6 separate regions of the Mus musculus genome follow, and all the other regions are linked to region 5. A link is a loop called in an ENCODE intact Hi-C map of the cell type or tissue named here. Cell type or tissue: left cerebral cortex. All regions are shown on one strand.

Evidence for each region. A loop is a pair of places that touch in the nucleus more often than their neighbours do. Peaks named below come from ENCODE experiments on the same cell type or tissue, not always from the same donor. Only the 100,000 strongest peaks of a DNase experiment are listed, where the experiment ranks them.
Region 1: a loop joins it to region 5, with 3 times the contacts of the local background. A loop is called at or near these places in 13 of 42 quality-filtered maps.
Region 2: a loop joins it to region 5, with 2.3 times the contacts of the local background. A loop is called at or near these places in 3 of 42 quality-filtered maps.
Region 3: a loop joins it to region 5, with 2.2 times the contacts of the local background. A loop is called at or near these places in 12 of 42 quality-filtered maps.
Region 4: it touches region 5 in a loop (2.4-fold over the local background); 4 of 42 quality-filtered maps call a loop at or near these places.
Region 6: a loop joins it to region 5, with 3 times the contacts of the local background. A loop is called at or near these places in 15 of 42 quality-filtered maps.

Annotation. Positions count from the first base shown.
Region 1 is chr1:58,992,081-58,996,080 of GRCm38, reverse strand. Stradb (STE20-related kinase adaptor beta) reads right to left here. Exons shown (of 12, transcript NM_172656.6): 8 at 3,706-3,877; 9 at 3,326-3,430; 10 at 2,944-3,188; 11 at 2,478-2,520; 12 at 959-1,788. The coding sequence ends at 1,645. Among named protein-coding and RNA genes, the nearest start is that of Stradb, 21 kb to the right of the region's middle. In left cerebral cortex, a CTCF peak has its summit at 2,104 (motif pointing right); DNase peaks (open chromatin) are centred at 86, 663 and 2,153.
Region 2 is chr1:59,098,113-59,102,112 of GRCm38, reverse strand. Tmem237 (transmembrane protein 237) reads left to right here. Exons shown (of 13, transcript NM_001037812.3): 13 at 915-1,529. The coding sequence ends at 976. Among named protein-coding and RNA genes, the nearest start is that of C2cd6, 5.2 kb to the right of the region's middle. In left cerebral cortex, no CTCF peak of the experiment used is centred here; DNase peaks (open chromatin) are centred at 893 and 2,148; H3K27ac peaks cover 314 bases.
Region 3 is chr1:58,971,437-58,975,436 of GRCm38, reverse strand. Trak2 (trafficking protein, kinesin binding 2) reads left to right here and starts at 1,955. Exons shown (of 16, transcript NM_172406.3): 1 at 1,955-2,200. Stradb (STE20-related kinase adaptor beta) reads right to left here and starts at 1,915. Exons shown (of 12, transcript NM_172656.6): 1 at 1,587-1,915. In left cerebral cortex, no CTCF peak of the experiment used is centred here; DNase peaks (open chromatin) are centred at 1,473 and 1,960; H3K4me3 peaks cover 3,085 bases; H3K27ac peaks cover 1,993 bases.
Region 4 is chr1:59,116,893-59,120,892 of GRCm38, reverse strand. Tmem237 (transmembrane protein 237) reads left to right here and starts at 1,087. Exons shown (of 13, transcript NM_001037812.3): 1 at 1,087-1,190; 2 at 2,887-2,918; 3 at 3,552-3,562. The coding sequence starts at 1,158. In left cerebral cortex, no CTCF peak of the experiment used is centred here; DNase peaks (open chromatin) are centred at 774 and 1,523; H3K4me3 peaks cover 1,651 bases; H3K27ac peaks cover 1,369 bases.
Region 5 is chr1:58,908,135-58,912,134 of GRCm38, reverse strand. Trak2 (trafficking protein, kinesin binding 2) reads left to right here. Exons shown (of 16, transcript NM_172406.3): 12 at 299-499; 13 at 1,887-2,185; 14 at 3,346-3,612. Among named protein-coding and RNA genes, the nearest start is that of Gm28802, 13 kb to the right of the region's middle. In left cerebral cortex, no CTCF peak of the experiment used is centred here; a DNase peak (open chromatin) is centred at 2,214; H3K27ac peaks cover 180 bases.
Region 6 is chr1:58,983,144-58,987,143 of GRCm38, reverse strand. It overlaps Stradb (STE20-related kinase adaptor beta), which reads right to left. Exons shown (of 12, transcript NM_172656.6): 4 at 1,756-1,855. Among named protein-coding and RNA genes, the nearest start is that of Stradb, 12 kb to the right of the region's middle. In left cerebral cortex, no CTCF peak of the experiment used is centred here; DNase peaks (open chromatin) are centred at 1,844 and 2,187; H3K27ac peaks cover 694 bases.

The sequences.
Region 1 (4,000 bases), 84 kb before region 5:
ACAGGCAACGTCCATGACACCCCTCCTACCTTTGGCATCTGGCATGTGCAGGACTTTCTCAGATTGGGAGATGCTAAGGCATTGAGTGGGATGAAGTACAACTCCCTCTATGGCAGCTGCTCAGTGCTCCAGTGGACCTGTTGTCTCCTTCCTCTATGGCCCACTCTAATTTCTCTCACCTCCACTTCCCACCTCCGCAGGTCTTGGCGGCTGTGTCGATAGAGAAACTCTAACGTTCATACTTGAGGCAGAGGTATAGCCAACAAACATGAACAGAATTGCTTCTAACTGCCTATTTAGACTGAAGACAATCATTTTACAGTAACTTCCAATCTATATAGTCATATAGATGAAGAAAACCAACTGACATAGACCCCAGTTTATTACAAATTCAATTACAAACCACTTTTAAGACACTATGCTAGTTTGGATGAAAAATGTGCGATATGGTCTCATGTATCTGAACACCTAGTTGGTGTTGGTGATCAGCTCTTCGGCGATGCTCTTTGCCCTACAGGAGGAAGTACGCTGCAGAGGGTGCTCTGAGAGCTTGTAGGCTTGCCCCAGTTCCAGTTCCCCCTCTCTGCTTCCTGTGATGTAGCTGAGATAGGACCTCTTAGCTCTCTGCTCCTGCTGCTTTGCCTTCTCTGTCAGTAAGGACAACTAGCCCTCTGCAACTCTTTTGATTGTGGGATTTTATCATAGCAACAAAAATGTAACTAAAACACAATATCTCCTGCTAGGGACGCAGGGCCATTAACAACAGCATGGGCTTCAAGGTTTACCCCACTACAGAAACAAGCATATAAAAGGCCAACATGCCATTTGTCTCTAGGAGATTGCCTGAAGTTTATACCATGTTATGTAAATTATGTGTAAAAAAGAGATTCTCTCAGCAAACCAAATTAGAATCTGTGTTCTAGTTTTGTTAAGCCACACAAAATATATAAAAGAGATGTTTAATTTTATACATTTTTATTGAGCTCCCACAGGGTGCATGAATTAATGATCTATAATTTACACAGGTAGAAAAGTGTTGTTAGCCCCTTCCCCTTTAAAATGCAAATTGCATCTTCTCTTTATAGTTCAAGTGAATTATTTAATGTGAGCAAGGCTCAGTTTGATGTTGCCATATGTAAAAGGAATAGTACAAACATTTTCCCTTCTCCAAAAAAGGGCTTTATACCAGAATAAACCAGCCTGTTCATCTACCAATAGCTGATCAAAAAGGCTAGTGAATCTGGAAGAGAAGATGCTCTGGAAGCAGTGTCCTCCGAGGAAGGGTTCATTCCCCAGAGAACAGTAAAATGTAGAAGAGAATTAACTAGCTCAAAAGTTACACTGAGATCCAGAAAGTACCAGTCACAGCTTAAAAGGTGGAAAAGAAGCGGGGGATGTGCGGAAGGGCGGGCGAGCGGACACTAGCTGAGCTGGGCAGTAACTGACGAGGAAGTCGTGCGGGTGCTCTGATCTGGGCAGAGAGGGTAAATCCACGCCCCATGAACAGAGTGGTTTAACTGATCGATTCTCCAGTGCACCAACTGTATTTTCAAGTATAGATTTGTCATTTGTACCTAACAGGACCGAAGACAAGCAGCAAGGAGAGGCTGTCAAGTATAGAGGACATGAAATGATTTGGCAACCCTAGAATTCCCACACTGGGTCTTTGTCATCAGGAAACTGGAATTCCAGCTCGCTCCACGGCGACACTGGCTGCAGTGACGCTGATGGCCTGTTATAAGCAGGTGGCAACAGGGGAAGTATGGAATCCTGGCTTTCTTCTTTCATCTGTTAAAGAAACTTAAAATAGTGACATGGGCACAGAGACTCAACACAAATTTTATAAGCAATAAATAACTTTTAAAGAAATTTTAAAACTTTAAAATTATTTTTAGGTCTTTTCCTTTTAAATGCTTCTAGTTCTGACAATCGAGAAAACCAAAGACTTAAAAGCTAAATAAACTAATTTTAAGCAGAATTATTCTGCCCTGCCATTATTTCTAGGTAAGACAGACACCAGTTTTAAGTTAATGAAAATATAGTGTGTGTAACATATGTTATTTTTACTGCTTTGTTTTTGAAGAATAAAAATCTTTTAAATATTCTATATATAATTAAGGCCACTAGATGGCTCACCAGGCAAAGGTGCCAAGGGTGTTTTACACCGGTACTTGAAAATCTAAGCTCTATCCTGGGGTCCACACAATGGAGTGAGAGGGTGACTTCCACAAGTGTCCTTATGACACATTCATGAACATACACCATGTACACACACACACACACACACACACACACACACACACACACACAAATAAGCCTAAAATTAACTACTAAAAATGTTCTTATTTTAATTCTATTTTATAGGGAAGTTATTATTAAATTTTTTGTAACCCAAGTGTCCTATGAAGCCAACTAATAAAGGCCTTTAAAAATAATATTTTAAAATATTTAAAACAATGGATAATGGACCAGCTCACCTGCTTGAAGAATACATGGGACAACAAACTGCTTGCTGATGGCCTGAAATTTTTGGAAAAGTTATTAGAAAATCTAACATCAGAAAATGTGTGTATGTGTACATTATTGTGTTTGTGTGTGTGTGTATGTACACACACAAAACTGTTTTAACTTCTTAGGAGTTTCCAAAGGTGCCTTAACAGACACACTAAGAACTGATTTGTTTATGGCAGCTCAGCTGGGCGTGGCATAGGCAGCTCAGCTGGGCGTGGCATAGGCAGCTCAGCTGGGCGTGGCATGGCCACGGAAGGAGCCCAACTGCTCTCCATACCTGCTCATTACTTGGACTTGTTCTTAGCACTGACACTCTTCAGATTAAGTTTCTTGATCAAGATACGTTAATTTTATGGGAAGAGTAATATCGTAAAACTACTATAAGATGTAAAGCACGTATGTTTTATGCTACTTAGAGGTGACTAGTATTACCTTTTCTCAGGATCTTGCTGCAAACACAGCTGCACCAAGCTAAAAAAGGCAGGAGAGAACGTCTTTGTGGATGGCGTATGGAGCCGGTCACTATTGACTGTGTGAGTTCCAGTGGAGACAAGCACACTCTCTCCAATCCCAGAGTCTACTCCTGACTGGGAATTTCTCATTCTAGAGTCTGACTGAGGAAAAATACTGACATCCAGTGGGCTATACGGAGGACCTTTCAGTTTCTGTAATAGCATCTAGGAGAAAGGAAAACATCTATAGGTAAAACATGTACACAAAAGTGCTAATAAAGCTCTAGAGTCTACAATAAACATGGTCAATAGAAGTTATCTGGACCTAAGAAAGCTGTCACAGTTAAGTTCTGGAGCATTACCTGAGTCCTATGCATGTCCTGGAAAGGTACCTGCCCGCTGGCCAATTCACAGGCTGTGATCCCAACACTGTAAATATCTGACTTCACATTATATCCATGTAAATCCTGTAAGCACAATAGAGAGCCTTAGTACGAACAGCAGAGAGGTATCCAGGTGTCCTCTTGATAAAGGATGGTGAGCAATGAAAAAGAGCCCCCAAAGCACAAAATCAAGATCCACCTGATAAATGCTTTCACAATTTAAAATTCCTAACACACGTGTGAGAAGAGAAAGGTCTTGTGGCAGCCATTCACCAAAAAAACCAAGGACACAGCTGTCCTTTAGTCAAACTCAAAGACATTTGAGACACACAGACACAACAGCAGTAGCCACAGCTGACCTGTCTCAGTAGTTCTGGACTCAGCCACGGCTGCACTGATGTGCTGAACTGTGGGAAATCAAACACAGCCCTATGCCTTTGTCCGTGCTTAAGCAAACTATGCAGGTGGGACAGGCCAGAGAGGGTCACCAGGCCATCACCAGAAATGAGGATATGGCTGGCTTTAAAACTCCTAGAACAAAAAGAAACAGTCCTAAGTACTAGGAACCTGGCCAACGAAGAATGAAGAAAAGTGTGGTGAGAACATATCCTCATATTCCCTCGGAAAGCAAATACCCTTTATAAAACAGCAGTG
Region 2 (4,000 bases), 190 kb before region 5:
GAGAGACCCCCCCCCCAATCTCAAAAATAATGTGGAAGGTGATAGACGGCTGACATCAATCTCTAGCATCTATGTGTATGTGCACACATTCATATGATCATGTATATTCAACATACCTACTCACACACAAAAATGTCACACATTGTGTGTTTTGCTGGTTTTTTTCTCTTGAGGTATGGTTTTTGGACATTCAAAGAATTTTTTAATCTAATGGTTTATATCAGAGGACTTTTATTGTTTGTATTCTCAAGGTTTAATTTTTTATATTTATTAGCATTTTAATAATAAATTGTATTTCTATGTGAAATAATAGTTTAATTAGAGAATGTCAACTAACAGCACTCTGTGTTGTTGCTGGGACTGACACTAATCCTGGCTGGCGTGTGCAGGGTTCTGTTTCAACTGCAATGCCCATGATACATAGTAAAAATTCCAGAAACCTGATGTCTTTTAAGGTGGGTCATTTTAAAAGTGAAGACAAAATGGGGATAACCCCTAGCTTATTGGGACTTTTGGAGATGAAATGGGATAGCTGCGTGGAGGTGCACTGGTAGGCACTGGTGTTGGTTCTGAGTCCTTCCCTCTCCCCTGTGTCTTGATCACCTGATCACCGCAGAATTAAATCTCTTAGCTCTTTTAATGATCCTAGGTGACTTAATTTTCTTGGTAAGATATGTTAATGTTGTCTTTATTTTGTGTATTTTATTTTTAAGAGGTTTATAATAAATTCAATGCTTGAAATTTTAAAATTATGAAGCATGTCCACTTGCTACTAGCTTAGCTTTTAGGTTAAAAACTCCCTGAATAATTCATACTTGTATATGAGTTCTATGCCTAAATGCTTTCCAGCAGCTGCAAAGCTATTCTGAGGAGCTGAGAATGTTCTAAGTATGCTATGTTTCTCTCTTCTCCAGAGTTAATGTTCTTTTCTGATGTGGACGAGCACCCTGAGACAGGAACCAAAGCCTCTCCATAGCCGCTCCTTCCCTGCAGTGGCGCCTGCGCTCCCCACTCGTGTTTTTAAGTGTATTTTTATAAGATACATGTATTTACAATTGAGCTTTTGTTACATAATGCTGAAATGCTACTGGAGATTATGAAAAATGTTTCAATTTTATCTGGTCCTTATACCAAACTAACATCTTTATTATTATCACCTTAGTGATACAGGAGATAATGAGCTAAAAAAAAATAAAAATAAAATAAAAAAAAGCAGGTGATCTGTTTGTTTCCTGTTCTCTCAAATTTGCTAAATTTATAATTATTATCTAAAAAGCACCAATGTAGAAAAGCCTTAACTTCAGTGTTATAAAATATACATCAAGTTAAAATGTAAATTTAGAAAATGGGGAAGATGGGAAAATGTTTTCATTTTATATTTTTGATGTCTTATTGAACATACTGAAGTATATAATTTGTGTTTTCTGAATCTGCTAGCTTTGTGTATCATGTAATAATTATGTCGTCATTTGAATTGAAAGATGCTTTATAGCTAATAAAACAGAAATACATCTCTTTGACAAGCTTTATTAACTGAAGGTTTTTCCTTTTTAAAGTCTGCGCCAGTTATTTTCCTCTCTGGTCCTATAGGAACCTCATCAGAGTCTATAGGGAGCGTTAGGAGAATGTGTCACAGCTCCTATAAGCTAGGATGTGGGTGGCGGAAGCAGGGGATCAGGAGCTCAGTGCCACCCTCAGCAAGTTTGAGTCCAGCCTGAGTGACCTGAGAGCCCATTTCAGAAACCAAAAGCAGCACAACAAACTCAGACACAGCAAAAGAAAAGCCGGACCATGAGCCTGCTCAGACTTGACTTTGGACTCATCTCTGGAGAGTCTCTGTGCTGACTTTTACAGTTGATATGATCGATTTCAAACCTGGGGTTTTAGTCTAGGAGGCAAGGGCTCTACCACTGAGCCACCTCCTTAGTCCTTCTGTTTCTGCTAGTTTGCTGAGGAAGGGGGTTGGGCTGTAGTCCAGACTGACTTTAAACTCCTTCCCGATCTTCCTTCCCCAGCCTCTTGAATGCTGAGATTGAGGGGTTCTTCTCGGGAGTCACAGGAAACGTGAGTGGAAGGTCACCTTCATTTGCACACTCTCTGTCAGATAACTCTAGGTTTCTGGGAAATTCCACTCTTGGGCTGGGTTCTGCATGGAAAAAAGCTGTCTTAACACATTTCAAATGGTTCTTCAGCTGGTGTCTGTGAGCCCCAACAGCTTAAGTCAGTGTGAAGACCTGCTAGAAGAGAAGGTGACTCAAAGGCTGTTGGACACATCCCTGAAACTACTGGGCCTCCCAGATCAGCACACAACTGAATGATGTATAGAAGATGAGTGACAGTTTGGCAATTGAGGTGGCTGTTCTTGAGGATTTGGTCTATGCCAGCAGCATGCTAGAAATACCCTTTACGATCTGTCAAGCCAGCGTCGCCGAATGGGTATTCACTTGTGTTGTAGAATTGTAACTACATGCACTTCTGGCGTTCCTGCCAGTGTGAGTCCTCACTGATTAGCAGTGATCCCCATGTCGGCAGCAGCTGGGAGTGTACTTCATCGTCTGCTTCGCAGCAACTGCAGAGATGTTGAGCTGAGGCCTGTCATATCTGAATATGTCATCAAGGAGTGGGGAAAGGTGCTGTCAGGGTGGGGGTGTTGCTGGCTAAGTCATGGCCCCTCTCATTCCTGGAGTCCATGAGGACTTTTCACAGCAAAAGTGGCTTTGCAGATGTGAGTAGGGATACGAGCTTTGAAATGGGGAAAGTATCCTTCATTGCGCGTGGCTCAGCATAGCCAGGGGATGTTTTCTAAAGGACTAAACCCTTTTCAGTTCCACCAAAGAGCTGTTGGTCAGTTGTGATATTTCTGCTTAGAAAGGTGGAGGGGCCTTTAGTGACCTGAAAGGCTGTGAACAGACTCTTATACAACAGACATAGAATTCAGGAATTCTATCAAGGATGAACAAGGAAGCAGTCTTCCAGAAAGCAGTACTGTCTTGGTGGTACTTTGATTTGGACTCAGTTATATCTGTACCAGACTTGAAATACAGACGAGTAAGGTAGCAGCTTTGTATTAACTAAGTGTCTAGGTTTGCTCCTAACAGCATAGAGAATGCAGCCTTACATTGCAGCTGGAGAAAGCTGTCTATGTTAATAACGTAATAACTGACACTGGAAGAATGGCCTTTGAATTCAGGTCTGAGAGTATGACTTAGATTTCACATTCCTTGATGTACTCCAGCAAGGACACAATCCCCGAACCTGCAAATCCTTCACCTGCAACAACACAACAGTGCATGTCAAAAATTCTTTTGACCATGATGTTTAGGAAAGTTCATTGCAAAAGCCTCATTGATTAATTCAAGGCAAATTGCTAAGACTGTAGATGGCAATATCAGACCCGTCAAATTGGAATCTTTGAGGATGGAGCGTAGGTTTATGGGAGCAGGGAAAAGGGAGGACGAGGCTCCTAATCTACTTAGATCTGGAAATGGAAGGATCTTGGAAAGGTTTGTAGGTAAAGTCAGATGTGAGCATTGTAAAATGGATGATTTCCTTCTAGAGATGAGTACCAAAATAGCAGAAAGGCAAGTAAGCTTAGCACTGTAAAAAAAAAAAAATCATCATAGTCTTCATCATCATCATTGTCGTTGTCATCATCATCATCATCAGTGTGTATAAATGATGAGGAAGGGGTTTTGTGCTATACACTAAATGGGGAGGTCAAAGGACAACTTTGTGTAGTTGGCTCCCTCCTTCCTCATGTATATGGGTTCTGGGTAGCCGTGTGCAAGGATGTTTATCTGCTAAGCCAGCTCAGCTCAGCATTTAAAAAATAAAAGAAGTTTTATTTTTATTGATATGAGTGTCCATGCCACATGTGGGTGGGTGCCCGTGCAGTCTAGAAGTGTCAGATTCAGCTACAAGCAGTTGTAAACTGGGCAGAGTGGGTACTAAGTACTGAGCTCAGGTCCTCTGTGTGTAGAGTGGGTACTAAGTACTGAGC
Region 3 (4,000 bases), 63 kb before region 5:
CACACACACACACACAAGTAATTAACACCAGGCCCTGACCTGCTGCTGACTTTACCTGAGGCGGTCTGGTGATTAATTTGTGGTTACCATGATTCTGTATCTGCTTTACAGCACGTTGTTATTGGGTTTGTTGTTTTAAACAACAAAACAATTTGAAAAAAGTCAGGTCACAGTCTTCTAGAACTGTTACTACCAGTGGGGTGGTTTAATCTCAGAAGTTTTACCTTCAGCATACCACACTATTAACAGATAATTTTTCAAGACATTTTGAGGTCAGGGCAGCAGCTGCACATGGCAAAGGAGTTGAATGAAAGATCTGCTGTTAGTTTTTGCTACTATGCTAAGATTATAAATCCTTAAAAGTAAATTATAAAGTAAAAAAATAAAGAAGCTTGCTGAGGCTTGGTGGAACATGCCTTTAATTCCAGCATTCAGGAGGCAGAGGCAGACGCAGGCTGATCTTTGTGAGTTCTAAGCCATCTAGGGATACCAACATAGTGAGACCCCATCTTTAAAATATGTGTGTATGTATTTACTCATAAATGTGTGCATATATATGTATATATATATGTGTGTGTGTGTATGTATATATATATGTGTATATATATATATGTATATGTATATATATATATATATATATATATTTAAGAAACCTGTATTCCTAAACATAATGATGAGTACTTCAGTGTAGTCCCTTGCAATTGTACCTAAAAAGCTAACCACAATAAAGCTTTATAAATAATCTAATTTGTTGCATAATATAGAAGTCATACCCAGGCCTTTCATTTGAAAGGTTAACACTTTAAATGGACACCAGAGGGGCTATGTATTTACAAGACTTGGGTTTTGCGTTAATCGAGGTATTCAATGGTCTACTGTTACAGGAAATGCCGACAAAAACAAAAAACCTACCAATACTCTTTGTTAGGCTTCAAAATTACAGTAATTCTCAAGGTGATCTTGAAATCTCATAAAACCTTAACAAAGATCATAGCGAAGCACACAGCTTAATCCAATTTTCCAAACTTAGTATCATGACTCATGGTTTCAACAAATATTTACGGAGTGCCAAGCACTGTGCTATGCAGGTGCTGTCACAAATCATGATCAAGTTTGGAGGAAAGGTATTTGACATAACAAACCCACGAGGGGAAAACAAGACATCAAATGTAAACACTGAAGACAAAACGAAGCCTGGACATTTAATTTGGAAAAAGGTCCCTTCGACGTCTCTGAGCAGACAGGTCTGGGGCCAGAGTGTCTTCAGCTTGGGAAGTCGCCAGGCCTGTGTGCGCTACCAAAGGTAAGAGCTGGGGGAGCGGGGCGGCGGTAGCTGGGTTCCTGCACCTGGCACCGCTGCTGGGCACCCGGGAGCCCCGGCCCCCCCGTGCGCTGGCACAGAGACAGAGAGCGGGAGCCGGCGTCCCGCAGACTCCAGCGGCTGCTCGGCCGGCCGTGTCAACTCCGGTAAGGAGCGGAGGCGAGGACTGGCCTTGTAGCCTTCCGCTGTGCACCTACCGACCTGCGTTCCCTGTCGCTCCCCGGGTCCCCACACCATCCCGTGCTGGCCTGCCTCCCCTCATTACCTAGGCGGTGACCAAGGCCAGCGACTCTCCAGACAGCGGGCGCTGAGGGGAGGCGACACGCGCGAGCCCCGGGACCTGCCTCGCGAAGGGGCGAGGCGAAAACACTAGGCCGGCTTCCAGGGTGAGCCTCAAGGCACAGAAGTGCAGCACGGCCTGGAGAAGGCCGGTCGGCCTGGACTTCTGCCCTAGCCCGGGGCAACCGGCCGGGACGGGATTCGCCCCACCCCAGCGGGGTCGGGGCCCGCCGCTCCGCCCCACCGCGCCTCCAGCTTCTAGCTCTGGAGTGAGGAGGCGGGGCCCTCGAGCTGTAGGCGGGACGGAAAGCAAACTACAGTTCCCAGAAGGCTTTGCGCTAGGGCCGCAAAGCCTGTTGGGAGAGTGGGTCTCCTTTTTAGCTTCCCTAGCTGGGTGGGGGCTGCCATTGAACCGGCGTCACTGCAGCTCCAAGGTCGCCCGGTGATGATGTGAGAGCGCCTGCCAGTTCCTGCCACGCCCGGGGGGGTTAGCTCGGTGGCGGCGGCGGCTGCTTCAGATGCTGCTCTCAGGCTGCCGCGCATTAGGGGCTTCTTCCTGAGCGAGTGTGGGCGGAAGAGCGAGGACGCCGGGCCATTCCCGTGAGTAAGCTCCCGCGTGCGATTCGAACTTGCCCTTGTCAACTTCTCTCAAAGGCAGAGAAGCCTTCCTGTCCCGCGTCCCTCTGGTCCCCAGAGGTCACTCACGGAAGGATTCCGCCCCGAGATGGGAAAGGGATGTTTCCCAAGTGTGGGTGCAAACTGATGGGAACTGGGCGGTAGCCTCCGGGATTCACCCTATCTGCACCTCTGAAGATTGGCAGCTTCCCATCCTTTGCCAGACAGAGTCCATCTGGAGCTCTGTCGTTTTAGGATGAGTGGCTTTAGTGTCTGGACGTTAAACCTTAAGCTCTCGGTGGCCATCTGTGATGCAAATGGGAGGAAAGGACACTAGAAAGAGCTCTTTCTTTATTGGGCTTTTATTTGTAATTGATTTGGAACCAAACGCCACATGTCTTTTTAAAAGAAATAAGGAAGACAGACAGACAGAAAGACTTTTGGTTGAAGCAAAAAGAATGAATATTGGCAGTTGTGTTTTCCAGTGCCAGCACTTCTGAGTCCCAGACACTTTTTTTTTTTTTTAAATCACAATTATGGCAGTGAAGTCAATTACCTGCTTATGCATCTTTTTCTGCATCAGGAAAGATGGTAATATTTCGCTGGAAATTCACTTAGCTTATGTAAGGACCACTGAACAAAATGAGCTAGACTCAGAGTTCTTGCTCTACCTTAGTAAAAATGTTTGTGACCTTTCAAATCTTTGCTGTCCTGTTAAAAGTCTGAGCTACAGTGAGCTCCAAATAGCATATTAATGGTGGTGACACTTGAAAACGAATTGTGAAGGACATTTGGTGGTGGGAAAGGGCAAAATTAAAGGCACTTTATCATCTCGGCCACTCTCCAGCTTTCTATTTTTAAAATTAGGTAGTATCTGGCAAGCCTCAGATGTTTAACCAGCACATACATACCTATGTGAAAGACAGTGCTCTTACCCATACCCATTTTTACTGATGTGATGATGTACACGGTTCACCTAACCACGCACATTGCTCACTAGTTGCACTGGAGACTTTCTGTATCAAGTCGAGATTTACACCCATACCTGCTTTGCCTCAAAGTTATGAACCAGGTTAAAAGAATGGTTAAGAAGAATTTTCATAGTTTGCTAGTACTCGCTCCATCATTCCTTGACTATGAATGCATCCGTAACTCCCACTTTAGCCCTCTGAACAAATTGTACACTCTTGTCTGCTAGTCTCATCCCTCATAGAACTGCTCATTAACACACTAAGAGCTCATTCCAAATCCACCTGGATGCCTTTATGTCTTAAAAAAAAAAATGATAGGATTGGACTTATATCACAAAGGTGCTTTCCAGTTCTCGGGTTTTATGGTTCTATGGTTATTATTCTTCACTGCAGATGCTTAACATCCATAGTCACAAAGCATTGTTATTCTTCCCTATGAATGTTTAACATTCATAGTCATAAAGACTATGGAAATTGGCCTTTTAATGTTTTTACTTCACTGCCCAGACTATATTAGAGCCAACATGAGGGATGGGGGATGGTAGCACTGTAGTTCTTGCTCATTTTCTTCTTGTCTACAGCTCATTTATATCATCTGTATGATTCCTTTTTTTGTTTTGGATTTGTTGGTTTTTTTTTTGTTTGTTTGTTTTACTTTTTTGAGACAATTTCACTATGTAGCTCAGGCTGACCTGGAGCTCACAGAAATCTGCCTGCCTCTGTTTCTTGCGTGCTGAGATTAAAGTTGTGTGCTTCCATGACTGTATCGTTTTTAAAATTACGTTTGTTTGTTTGTTTGTTGCTGTGTGTGTGT
Region 4 (4,000 bases), 210 kb before region 5:
CAAAAGTGCCTAGTTGACTAACTAAGCTAAGAGCGGTTAACAAGTACACATTTATCTAATAAGGAAACCTATGACACTGTTATTTCCAAATCAGCAAAGTGGACTAGTCCTGGAGCCTGTATATGAGCTCCAAAACGAGGATGTTGATACAGTCTTGGTCTCCCTAGATCCGAAGCTCCACTGCACCCATGTCTGTTCATCTTCTTTATATCCACACTTCCCTCCATTCTACCTATTTTAAACTATAACTGTTCCCACTGAAGGAACTATCAGAACTGAACATTCAGATTATACTCCTAGGCCTACAGGGAATCTAGGAAACTGGGCAGGCCAGTGAAAGAGATCCTCGCTGTTTCAGTCATACAGATCTCCCTCCAGGCAGCACCCTGGCAGACGGGAACCAGGTGGGGGACGCCGGCCTCTCCAGGCTCCGCAAAGCCGCCTCCTCCCACAAGTCCCCGGAGGCCGGGCGTCGCGGGAAGCCGGCCTCGGGCTCCGGCGGTTGCGCCTAGGGAGGCCCGCGGGAAAGCATCATGAGGGACGACTCAGGGCCTCCGCTGGAGGAGGACCAAGCGGTGAGCGACGAGGGGCGCCTGGCCCGGAGTGTGGCGAAGTGGAGGTGTCCTAACCAGCAGTGACCACCGCCGAGCCGGGAATCTGGGGACAGCACTGCCCGAGGGGTGCGGCGGGGGCGGACCGGGGCTGTACATCAGGGCGGGCCCCGCAAAAGGCGATCAGGTCCACCCAACATCCGGGCGCCCTAGTCAGCGTTGCCATGGCGACGCCTCCGGGCGGCTCTCGGTCAGAGAGGAGGATGTTCCGGTGGGGAGTTTGAATACGAGTCTGGTCCCGCCGTGCCCACCCCCACGCAAACCACGATGACCTCCCGGGAAACTGTGGGTGAACCCCCTCCGCTCCTGGGGACGCCGGCCGACGCTGAGGTTTTCCTAGTTCGAAGGGGTCAGATTGGGTTCGGCTCCGGTAGCCCCAATACCTCCCGTGGGACGGGTGGGGACGCTCCGGGCCCAGCAGCCATGAGGCGCAGCCCGATGACGCTCTGCGCCTGCGCGCCTGGGCAGGAGGGGCGGGGCGGGCCGGACCGGGGCGGGGCGGGCGGCTGTGGTGCCCTGAGCTCTGCTGCGGTCCCTGGAGACGTGATGGGGAAGAAGCAGGTGGTTAGCGAGCCTCAGGTACTTTTGAGCTGTTGGGAATTTAGTCTCCGCCTGTTCAGCGGTTCTTCTTTTGAGGGGCTTAGAGGTGCGGTTTCTAGATGGGTGAGATGGTTCATTTTTGCGGGACTTTTGAAATACCAAGAGGACTGGGTCCCACTTTCATAGCATCTTGAGAATAGTAGTGCTTTTGTAGGACCACCATTCTATTCCAGTTGTCATTTTGACTGCTGGATTCCATTAGGACATCGTCAGTGTCCTAATTTTGTAGCATTCTCACGAATTTGTTTGAGTGAATACAACCATGGATTGCGAAATGGGACAAGCAAGAATATCTAAAATGTGAGCCTTTGGAATCAGTGCCTTCCATAAGCAGCATGAAATACCCGAGCTAATAAATCGACGTCTAGGCACTGCTCTTAGAGATCAATTCTTTTAAAGGTGTATTTGTAGCCGGACAGTGGTGGCGCACGCCTTTAATCCCAGCACTTGGAAGGCAGAGGCAGGTGGATTTCTGAGTTCAAGGCCAGCCTGGTCTATAGAGTGAGTTCCAGGACAGCCAGGGCTATACAGAGAAACCCCGTCTCAAAAAAACCAAAAAAAAAAAATGTATTTGTTTTGAGTGTTTTGCCAATATATGAACCACTTGTGTGCCTGTTGCTCACAGAAACCTGAAGAGGCTGTCCATTTCCCTGGAACTGGAATTACTGGTGCTTTGTGGGTGCTGGGAACTAAACCCAGGTCTGCTGCATGAGCAGTAACTGCTCTTAATGGCTAAGCCATCTATTTTGAAAATTTTCAGAATGCTTAACTAATGCTTCCTGAGCTTGCAAGCAGGACTTTTCTTAAGTAAGAACAGGGTAAACTACACCAGCCCCAAATACTTCCTGTTCTAAAATATGTTACCTATTTCTATTTAAAGTAACTTAAAAAAAAAGCATGTTACTCTGTGGCATAAAACCTTAGTTGGCTTCCTAGTTAATAGAACTAAATCCGTATTCCTTCTGCTAGTCTGCGAGGTCATAGTTAATCTGACGTCTGCCTTCTGTCCTGTGTCACTGGTTTCTGCCTGGCTGCTCTTTACCTGGAGCCCTTCATGCCCTGTCTTTCTTGAAAGCCTTAACATGTGCTCCTCATTCCCTGTAAATTTGGCACCTTTGTCAGGAAGGGCTCAGCTCAGATAACATCAAAGAGGCTTTCCCTAAGTAAAACATCACTCTTCATTCCTTATATATGGTTATTTATTGTATGCAAACACACATGCACATGCATGCACACACATGCATGCACAGACACACACACAAGCATGCATGCACACACATTTATATGGCATGGTCTAGTTTTATCTGAGCATGCAACATTATCTTCCAATACTTAACCACTAATGGAAGGTCTGTAAAGGGAGATGAGCTCTGTTTGATCCTGTTCTGAATGCTCACAATAGGCCAGACTGGTTGAAGTGGAAGAAGAAAAGAATTTTACATGGGGTGTAGGAATGGCAGAATAGATCTAAACCCAGCAGTCCAGTTTACATCACCGCCTCCCGGGTTTCACTGATAATCTTCCAAAGATTTGAAGAGAATTGCTGATCCATTTTATTTGATAACATCTGGACAGTGGGCTTTTAAAGGAGAAGCTTTGTGGTGCTTGAGATAAATGAAGGTGAGGTTAATCCAGCTTTTATTGACGAGATGTTTGCCTCTCCCCTCCCCTATAGCGTCCTCCACGAGCACTCCCACCTGTGCCAAGGTAAAAACAGTTTACGGTCATTTAATTATTGAACTTTAAAAATATAAAGTAAGAAGAAAAAAAAAATCAAATAGTATGGTTGAAAACCTACAATACTTCATTAAAAAAAAATCCTTCCTGGAATTTTAAAAAGTCTTCCTAAGAAGTGAGTGGTAAAAGTTAAATTCAAATCATGAGAATAATTGTTATGAATAATTACAGAAAGCTGTCACTCTAGCACGGTGGAGGAATGGGTCTGTCCTGGGTGTGCTGATTCTATTTACCAGGATTCTCCAAGGCCCTCCTGTTTGTGGAATATTCCATCAGAGCTTAAACCGATTATAACCGGTGACAAAGAAAGTTCTTAATCTGCTTAGTCCCTCTGATTAATAGACAGTAGGGAATGTGTATTTGTGCTTTCAAAATACTTTTAGCAGTGCTATTAAACAATATACTATTTACAAATAATAAGCTAGTTTATAAACTGGCTAGCAGTATGTAAAAGCTAGTTTTATTTTTAAAGTTGTAATGATGTAAGTCAATTTTTAGCTAGACAATAAAATAGATATCCAATTAATAGTTTCTTTTTTCTTTCTCTCTCTCTCTTTCCCCCCCCCCCCCTTTCTGATTACATTTGGCCGGGGTCACGTGAAGTGCTATCCAAGGTGAGTTAGTTTACTGTAGTGTAAACAGTCCTAAATGCATTTGTTGTTCTGAAGTAAGAGTGAAGATGAGTACACTGGCTCTTACGAGCCTACCTGGACTGCCTAGGTTTCAAGGTAGGGACAGTGGCACACACCTGTAGTCTCAGGCCCTTGCAGGCTGAGGGAGGAGAGCTGCTTAAGCCTAGGAGTTGACGGCCAGTGTGGGTAACAGTCAGCCCTTGCCTCAAAATGATGATGATAATAATTTTCACAATCTTCCGTGACTGCCATTTGAAAGTCATGTGTGATATACAGTAATAAGTTGCTCTCTGCAGTTGCCTTGACTTGTTAATAGCTCTGTAATAGACAGTACTTTTTCTCTTCTCCTTCAGTCAGGATAGGCAAGGTTGTGCTACACTAACAACTCCAAACGTTTTATTCACTTAGTATGTTCCTCGT
Region 5 (4,000 bases):
GAAGCGTCAAGCCAGGCCCATGTGGTGGAGGCTTGCGTAGCAGCGTGCAGTCCTGGGTGAGATCCCTCGGCATGGAAGGAAGGAGCCACAGGACAGAGCAATGACTGCCAGTCAGGAGTGAATCTGCTGCTGTGCAGATTGTCTTCCTGCAAGGGAGCTCTCCTGTATCACTTTTCTCAATTTCCCCAAACGAGAGTCCTCGGGGCAGACTTGTGCCTGGCTCTGTCTGTGAACAGCTCTCAGGAAGCGCTCCCCTGGCTGAGACTAACAGGAGTGCATGCTTCTTCCTTTCTGACAGGGCCCAGCAGAAACGGGTGTTTGATACTGTCAAGGTTGCCAATGACACTCGGGGCCGCTCTGTCACCTTCCCAGTCCTGCTACCCATCCCAGGCTCCAACCGTTCAAGTGTCATCATGACAGCAAAGCCCTTTGAGTCTGGTGTCCAGCCAGCAGAGGACAAAACACTCCTGAGCCCAGGGGGCAGCACAGAGGTTCCAGGGTAAGGCGGGGAAGAGGAGGGGGGCTGGGGTCTACATTCCTTATCGTGTTGGTATGCCAGATTCGAGAACTCAGACCTGGCCAACATCCCTCCACACTGTCCAGAAGGTGCTGCAGCCGGCAGTTCGCAGTGCATTCTGATGCCTACATCGTGCCACAGTGGTCTTAAGAGGCTGTGTGCATTCACTTGCCGTGTTCCTTCTACATCAGTTCTAAAATGCCTCCCAGTTTCAATGCTGCATCGTAGGTGGAAGTGCTTCAAAGACCTACGAGAAGCAGTCTTTTATAACTTAGAATCCTTGCTTTCTTTCAGATACACTGCATATTCAGAGACGTTTGTGGCTTTCACACCTTTCTCAGCTTTCTCAGCCTTGGTTGTCTGTCTTCCCCTCTTTCTCTCTCTCTCTCTCTTTCTCTCTCTCTTTCTGTCTTTTTTATTTTATTGTTATTTGTTGTTTGAGGTAGGGTATTTTCTTGTACAACCTAGGCTGCCATCAAAATCATGATTCTCCTGCCTCAGTCTTCTGAGTGCTGCAATTAGTGGCATGAATGTGCCACCATGCCCTACTCATCCTTTCTGTGATTAAAAGCATGTAGTAGTGTATAGCTAGCATTCACAGTTATATAAAGCAATGGTACCTCTTGCTCTCAGTAATAGAGTCTGTGAACTATGCTAATAGTAACTTTGGGAGTACCTGACCTGAACATAAAAGTAGACCACACCTGCAGTTTCATAATGAAATGAGATGGAGAAGTTAGCAAGAATAACATATTTTACTTTCTTAAGGTAATTGGAAATGATGTGTGTCTTAGTCAGGGTTTCTATTCCTGCACAAAGCACCATGACCAAGAAGCAAGCTGGGGAGGAAAGGGTTTATTCCACTTACGCTTCCCACATTGCTGTTCATCACAAAAGGAAGTCAGGACTGGAACTCAAGCAGGTCAGGAACCTGGAGGCTGGAGCTGATACAGAGGTCATGGAGGGATGCTGCGTACTGGATTGCTTGCTCAGCTTGCTTCCTTATTGAACCCAGGACTATCAGCCCAGGGATGGCACCACCCACAATGAGCTGGGCCCTCCCTGCTGGAACACTAATTGAGAAAATGCCTTACAGCTGGATCTCATGGAGGCATTTCCTTAAGGGAGGCTCCTTTCTCTGATAACTCCAGCTTGTGTCAAAAAGCCAGCCAGTACAATATGTTACAGTGATTGTTGTGATAACAGTATTGTTGATGATTTTGTTTGTTGTTATTTCTGTATTTTAAATAGCTAAGAAAACACCTCATTTTCAAGGTAAGTCTTTTTTAATGTCCAGCACTATAGAAAGGAGTGGTCTAGATTATTCTCACAATCTACAGTCTCATCATCAAATATGATTTTCCCACAGAAACTCGCAGCCCACAAACCCCCCAGGATCCCCTGAAGATAGTGATCTGGCTACTGCATTGCATCGCCTCAGCCTGAGAAGACAGAACTACCTAAGTGAGAAGCAGTTCTTTGCTGAGGAATGGGAACGGAAGATCCAGATCTTGGCTGAGCAGGAGGAAGAAGTCAGCAGCTGTGACGCCCCCACGGAGAACCTTGCCTCAGTCTGCACTGACCAGTCGGAGACCACGGACCTCGGCAGTGCCAGCTGCCTTCGAGGCTTCATGCCAGAGAAGTTACAGATTGTCAAGCCCCTAGAAGGTAATAAGCCAGGAACAGCTTTTAGAAGCCGTGTCTATGTTAGACGTCTCTCCTAGAATTGAGACCTGTGTTATGTTGGCACCCTGTGCACAGGCAGGCTGTGCTGTGCTGTGCTGTGCTGTGCTGTGCTGTGCTGTGCTGTGGTGCCTGCCACATAGCAGACAGTGAGTAAGACCTGAGTCACCAAGTCTTCAGCTATTTGTTCTTTTCTGACATTTTAATATCAGCGCAGCAGGGAAGTGGGAAGACTCTTACCTGACTTTTGCTACAGAATCCTGTAATAGCAGTTGCATGGTAGGACCAACAGGCTGAGATGAATGAAGAGGAGCAATTAGAGTGTCCCTGCCATAGAGGCACACAGTTACATCTGTACTCTTCTCCTTCCGTTCAGCTTTACCTAAAGCACAGCTTAAATTCAAAATAAATACCTGACTTATCAGATAGTAATGGTCCACAAATGATTCTCTAATTCTTGGCTTAAAAGTTCCTTTTAAAACAAAGGTTTAAAAAGGTATCCTGTAGACTCCTGCTTTGGTCCAAGTGTTGGTTAGCGTTGCTGATTTCAGGATGAAATTACCACAGTGACACAATTAGATGTGACATCCTGTACAAGGGCATGGGTTGCTCTTTCATCAGAGTCACATGGGCTGGAACCAAAGGGAAATGTTCTCCACTTTATCACCTGCGTCTCCCTTTCTTCCTGGCAGACCAAGGAAAGTAGGGTCATGAGCAAGCAGAGAAGTGCACAGGAAATTCAAGTTATTTCCCAACCTAAGCACCCAAGTTTTGCTTCCAAGATCATCAACTGTGCTGGGTGAATATTGTTTTTGCCACCTGGGAAGGAGCAGCCTGTCCCTGAAGTGGGTGGCCTCCTTCCTGCCTGAGCAGCCTGGGTCCTGTTTAAAACCCTTACTGGGTTTTTTTCTCCTCTTCTTTAGATGTCCCTTTGAAGACTGTCTTTTGAAATAGAAAACTTATTGCTCAGCCATTCCATGTCATGTTAATTTTTGACAGAGAGCTTAAATTTACAAATTTGAACAAAATGTCAAAACCAAATAAGTATCTGTATTGTTACTGTTGTTGCTCACACAATTCTAGCTTCTTCAAGATTGGGGATCTGTGGGAATGTAAAGCATGCCTGTCCTGCTTTGCTTGTTCAGGATCACAGACTCTGCATCACTGGCAGCAGCTTGCTCAGCCGAACTTGGGAACCATTCTTGATCCACGCCCAGGCGTCATCACTAAAGGCTTCACACAGGTGCCCAAGGATGTTGTCTACCACATCTCGGACTTAGAGGAGGATGAAGAAGAGGGCATCACTTTTCAGGTTCAGCAGCCTCTTCAACTGGAGCAGAAACCTGCACTGCCCACGCCAGTAACGGGAATCTTTCTGCCGCCCATGACCTCAGCGGGTGGACCAGGTACAGGTGAGAGGAGGTGCAGCTGAACATGGCCTCGTCGTAACCAGGACACTACATTGTCTGGCTGGGGTTTTCTGGCTACTGCTGCACAGTCTCAGTGGCGTTTATTCGTTAGTGGAGATAAAAGAATACAAACCCACAGCCCTGCTGACATTTCTGATTCCTCCCTCTCTCCTACCAGCCTGCAGAAGTGAGTTAGGCAGAGTCAGAGGTCAGGCGAGTCCGTGGTTTGCAAGCCTTTTGGTCTCAGGGTCCTTGATGCTATTGAAAAGTCCCTGAGAATCTCAGGTTTGTCTATATAGGTTATGTCTACTAAGTTAAGATAAAAACTGAGAACTTAAAAAAAAAATAACCCATTTAAAAATAAAAGTTCTCATGCAAATACTGGTTTCTG
Region 6 (4,000 bases), 75 kb before region 5:
TGCTTAATCTAGAGAAAGGCATATTAAAACAACACCACACCACTGCATATTTACAGTAACTGCTAAAATTATGTCTTGATGAACAAATTGTCATATAGGCAAACAATGGAATATTATTCAGCAATTTCAAGTCTCTCCTTACAAGCCCTAGCGACTACTGATCTGCCTGATGTATATCACAGAGGGTACCAAAAGAAAAAAGTTTGAGTCTTTTGTGCTTGGCTTCTTTCACTTAGCACAATGCTTCTGAGATTTACCCGTGATCCAAGTATCTGACTTCCCCTGTTGCTGAAAAAATGCATTAAATGGCTCCATCAGAGGAGCCATTTATGTATTCCTAGGTGGTGGGCATTTGAGTTACTTAAAGTTTCCCTAACTACTCCTACACAGGTCCTTAAGAAGACACATCTTCCTTTCTTTTTGATAAGTACCTGCACTTGAGATTTCCAAGGCATGTGGTAAATACAGGTTTGAATTTAAGAGTTGCCAAGCTGTTTCCTAATGCGGCTGGACTATTTTTGCATCCTTACTTTTTGCATGAGAGCTGAACGTGCTTGGCCCAGTCACTCCCCAAAGCCTATAAGATACCATCCCATAAGTCAATCAATCCTTTCACAATGTATAAGCCACCATGTTCAAAAGCCCCACCTCTGTGTGACCACTGGAATCCTTCCTTCATCAACAGAATTGACTCGGCAAAGCCTAATGCCCGTGGCAGAGTGCCCGCGCGCGCAGCAATGCACGGCCAAGGCTCTGACTCTGCTTGCCCAGCTTCATTTGGTTTCTTGCAAGTCTTTTCTTCTGGCCAACAATTCTGTGAGTTAGCAATATTATTCAAAACTTCCTCAGACCGCCAAGATTGCTCTCTGTAGTTTGTATTTACACAACAACAAGCAGCCCCAACTCCCCCTAAGAGGCAAGCGGCTTTTGCCCTTACTCTCCACTCCCAGGACTGCTGGATTGCTCCTCAGTCTTCTCTGTTCTGCTACTGAGTGATGAACTAAAGTTAGTTACTGCTTTCCATCCACTACATTAGTAATCTTTATACCAAAAGGCATACATACATTATAAAGCAGTCTTCAAAGCTAGGGATAGACATCTTTAAGAGGTTCCTTTAACACATCTCTCCTCTAATGCCCTCTAATGTCTCACAAGTACTCTTCTCCATGTTCGCATCCCAGAGAAGAGAAACCTCAAGTCAGAGCTTTTTTTTTTATAGCCTCAAGCCAACAGTGTCACTGCTTTTTAGTGATTAATTAGTGTTCCTGAATGTTCAGAGCAAATGTTTCACAACATAAAGCTATAAACAGGAACTGATTTTGTTTTATACTTAAATGCGAAATTTTTACAATAAAATTTGGATAAAATATAAATTAATGAGTAATTTGGATTAAGTGTCATGACTGAAAAAAAATTGTATGACTTGATTTAAATTCCTACCCTGTAAAAATTAAACCCATAAAACTAAAAACCTCCTACAAAGATTCAAGTATGTACTTAGGTTATTTAAAGTTCTCTCTATTTTTTTTCCTAAATATAATTCAGTGGAAAAGTCATACTAGACAGAACTCTTAAAATATGAGTGATTATTTTTAAACAGACATAAAATGCTTTAGAGTCAGGTAACATACCAGCTAAAATCCAATTTTATGCTGTAGGTAACAAGGAAGAAAGGCATGCCTATAAAATAATCTGTGTGCCACAGTGTGCTCTGTAGCACAGAGGAGGCAAGGGCAAGAAGCCCAGCATCATTACCTATCTCCACTTGCAGTTCATAGTGAGACACGTCAGTGGAGCAGATCACCTCACTGGCTCTAGCAGACGGAGGGGGCCGGGAAATGGCTGACTCATCAACCTGCATTGTTTTACATAATAAAAATAAAACAGAATAAACATCATTAGTCCCCCAATTTGATCTCCCTATCCCAACAGAAAATATTGACAGTACTAGAAGGTGACTGAAAAGAATATTTTAAGATCTAGAAGGAATTTAGCACTTGCTAACCGATATCAGGTTTCAGCCTGAAGAGAGAAAGGCAGAACAAAACAGATGAACAAGAGCAAGACATACTTCTCATCTCATTTTCAGTAAAACTTCTAGAAGGTTCTAAGAATAGATGATAACTGTTAAGTGTTTAAAGGAGGAACTGCAAGGACTGTGAGGATATTCTAGGCTGTGTTCTTGCTTTGAGTCTGAGGTATATGCTTTGTTAACAGTAAAGACGTCTTTCATATGATAAAATGAAGTAAGAGAAGGTCAGAGAGAAACATAACCCTAAGGAGACGGGAGGTCAGTGTTACAGGCCTGCCAGCTGAAGGTGCCCGTAGCAGTGTGAGGTCTCGTGGGGTGCTCTGGAGTCAGCGGCAAGTCTGTATCTAACTATAGCAGCAGTGAAATAGCACACAGGAAGGAGAAAGAGGAGGCCTAACCTACTAGCATAATATGATATCCATGAGGATGTCCTAAAGGACACAGGACCCCAAAGGACACTAAGAAGCCTTTACAGGAACTAGCAGGTGGCAAGAATCTTGTTACTGCCTCTAAGGAGGCAAGAAGGAAGTGGGGGAACCAACAGTATGATGTGAGGAATTGGGCTAACTCCATTCATATCTAACTCTTTAATCAGGAGAAACAGGTTAAAGCCAGTAGATGGAGTTATATAGATGGTGACAAGTATGTTTCCAAAACTTGAGAACAGACTGATAACCCTTTACTTATGGTGAAGCACAAATAAAAGGGCATGGAAGAGAATTCTATCATACAATTGAAAGTAAGTCCAATTTGGGGTGGGATGATACCATAAGCTAATTTGGCTGTTTTAGAATAGGGAGCATTCAGATAAACAGATGTAAAGAAAACATAAAATAAAAAGAAGAGTGTATAACAATGTCTTAAAATTTTAAAGTGATATCAATCTGTAAGACTTAGAAATGCTAGACACATAAAGCACCAAGGTTTATTTTCATAACTTATAAAATGGCAGGGGGCAGAGATGGCTCAGTGGTTAAGAGCATTGGCTGCTCTTCTAGAGGACACAGGTTCAATTCCCAACACCCACATGGCAGCTAACCATAACTGGAGTTATAAGTGTAACTCCAGTTCCAGGGAATCAAATGGTCTCTCCTAGACTCTGCAGGCACTTCATGCATGTGGTACACAGACATACATGCAGGCTAAACACAAATAAAATATGTGCATGATTATGGGCTGAAATCAGCTAACCACCCCACCTCTAATTGCCTCCATCTATTGCAGGAGGGAAATAGTCTTCTTAAAACTAGATGTTACAAGCAAATATTCAAAGGCTATGGGTCTTTTTTGTTGGCTGAGGTTTTTTTATTTTGTCTGTTGTTTTTGAGACAGGGTCTAGCTCTTCAACCCAAAGTCTCCTCCTGTCCTAGTCTGTCTTGTTATGAACCCATAGTGAACTCCTAACTCACTCAAGAGCAACTGTATGTCCAACACTTCTAATCTTCTTTTTCTAGTTTTGCTTTTCCTTCCTTCCTTCCTTCCTTCCTTCCTTCCTTCCTTCCTTCCTTCCTTCCTTCCTTCCTTCCTTTTTCTTAAGGAAAGGTTTCCTAGCCCAGATACTGGCCTTGAATTTGTGGCAATCCTCCTGTCGCAATCTCTCAAGAGTTAGTAGTACAGACACAGCCATTATACCTGGCAACAGACCAATTTTCAAAAAGTAGAATAAATAAAGCAGCAAGTCTGATGTTTCTTCCCAGAAGAGGCTGAGATCAAATTGACAGTGAAAATATGAACCATGAAGAAAATGTCACCGTAATGACAATAAGACAGCATGGGCTGACAGAAACTCATCTCAAACTAACCTCACTTCTCTTATTATTAATTTAACTACTAGAGAACTACAAAGCGAAGTTATGGCTTGCTCCCTGTCCTAGTTTCATGTCTGCTTCTGTGATAAGATATCCTGACAAAAGCTAACTTAGGAAGAAAGGGTGTACTTTAGCTTACAGTTCCAAAGGAATACAGTCT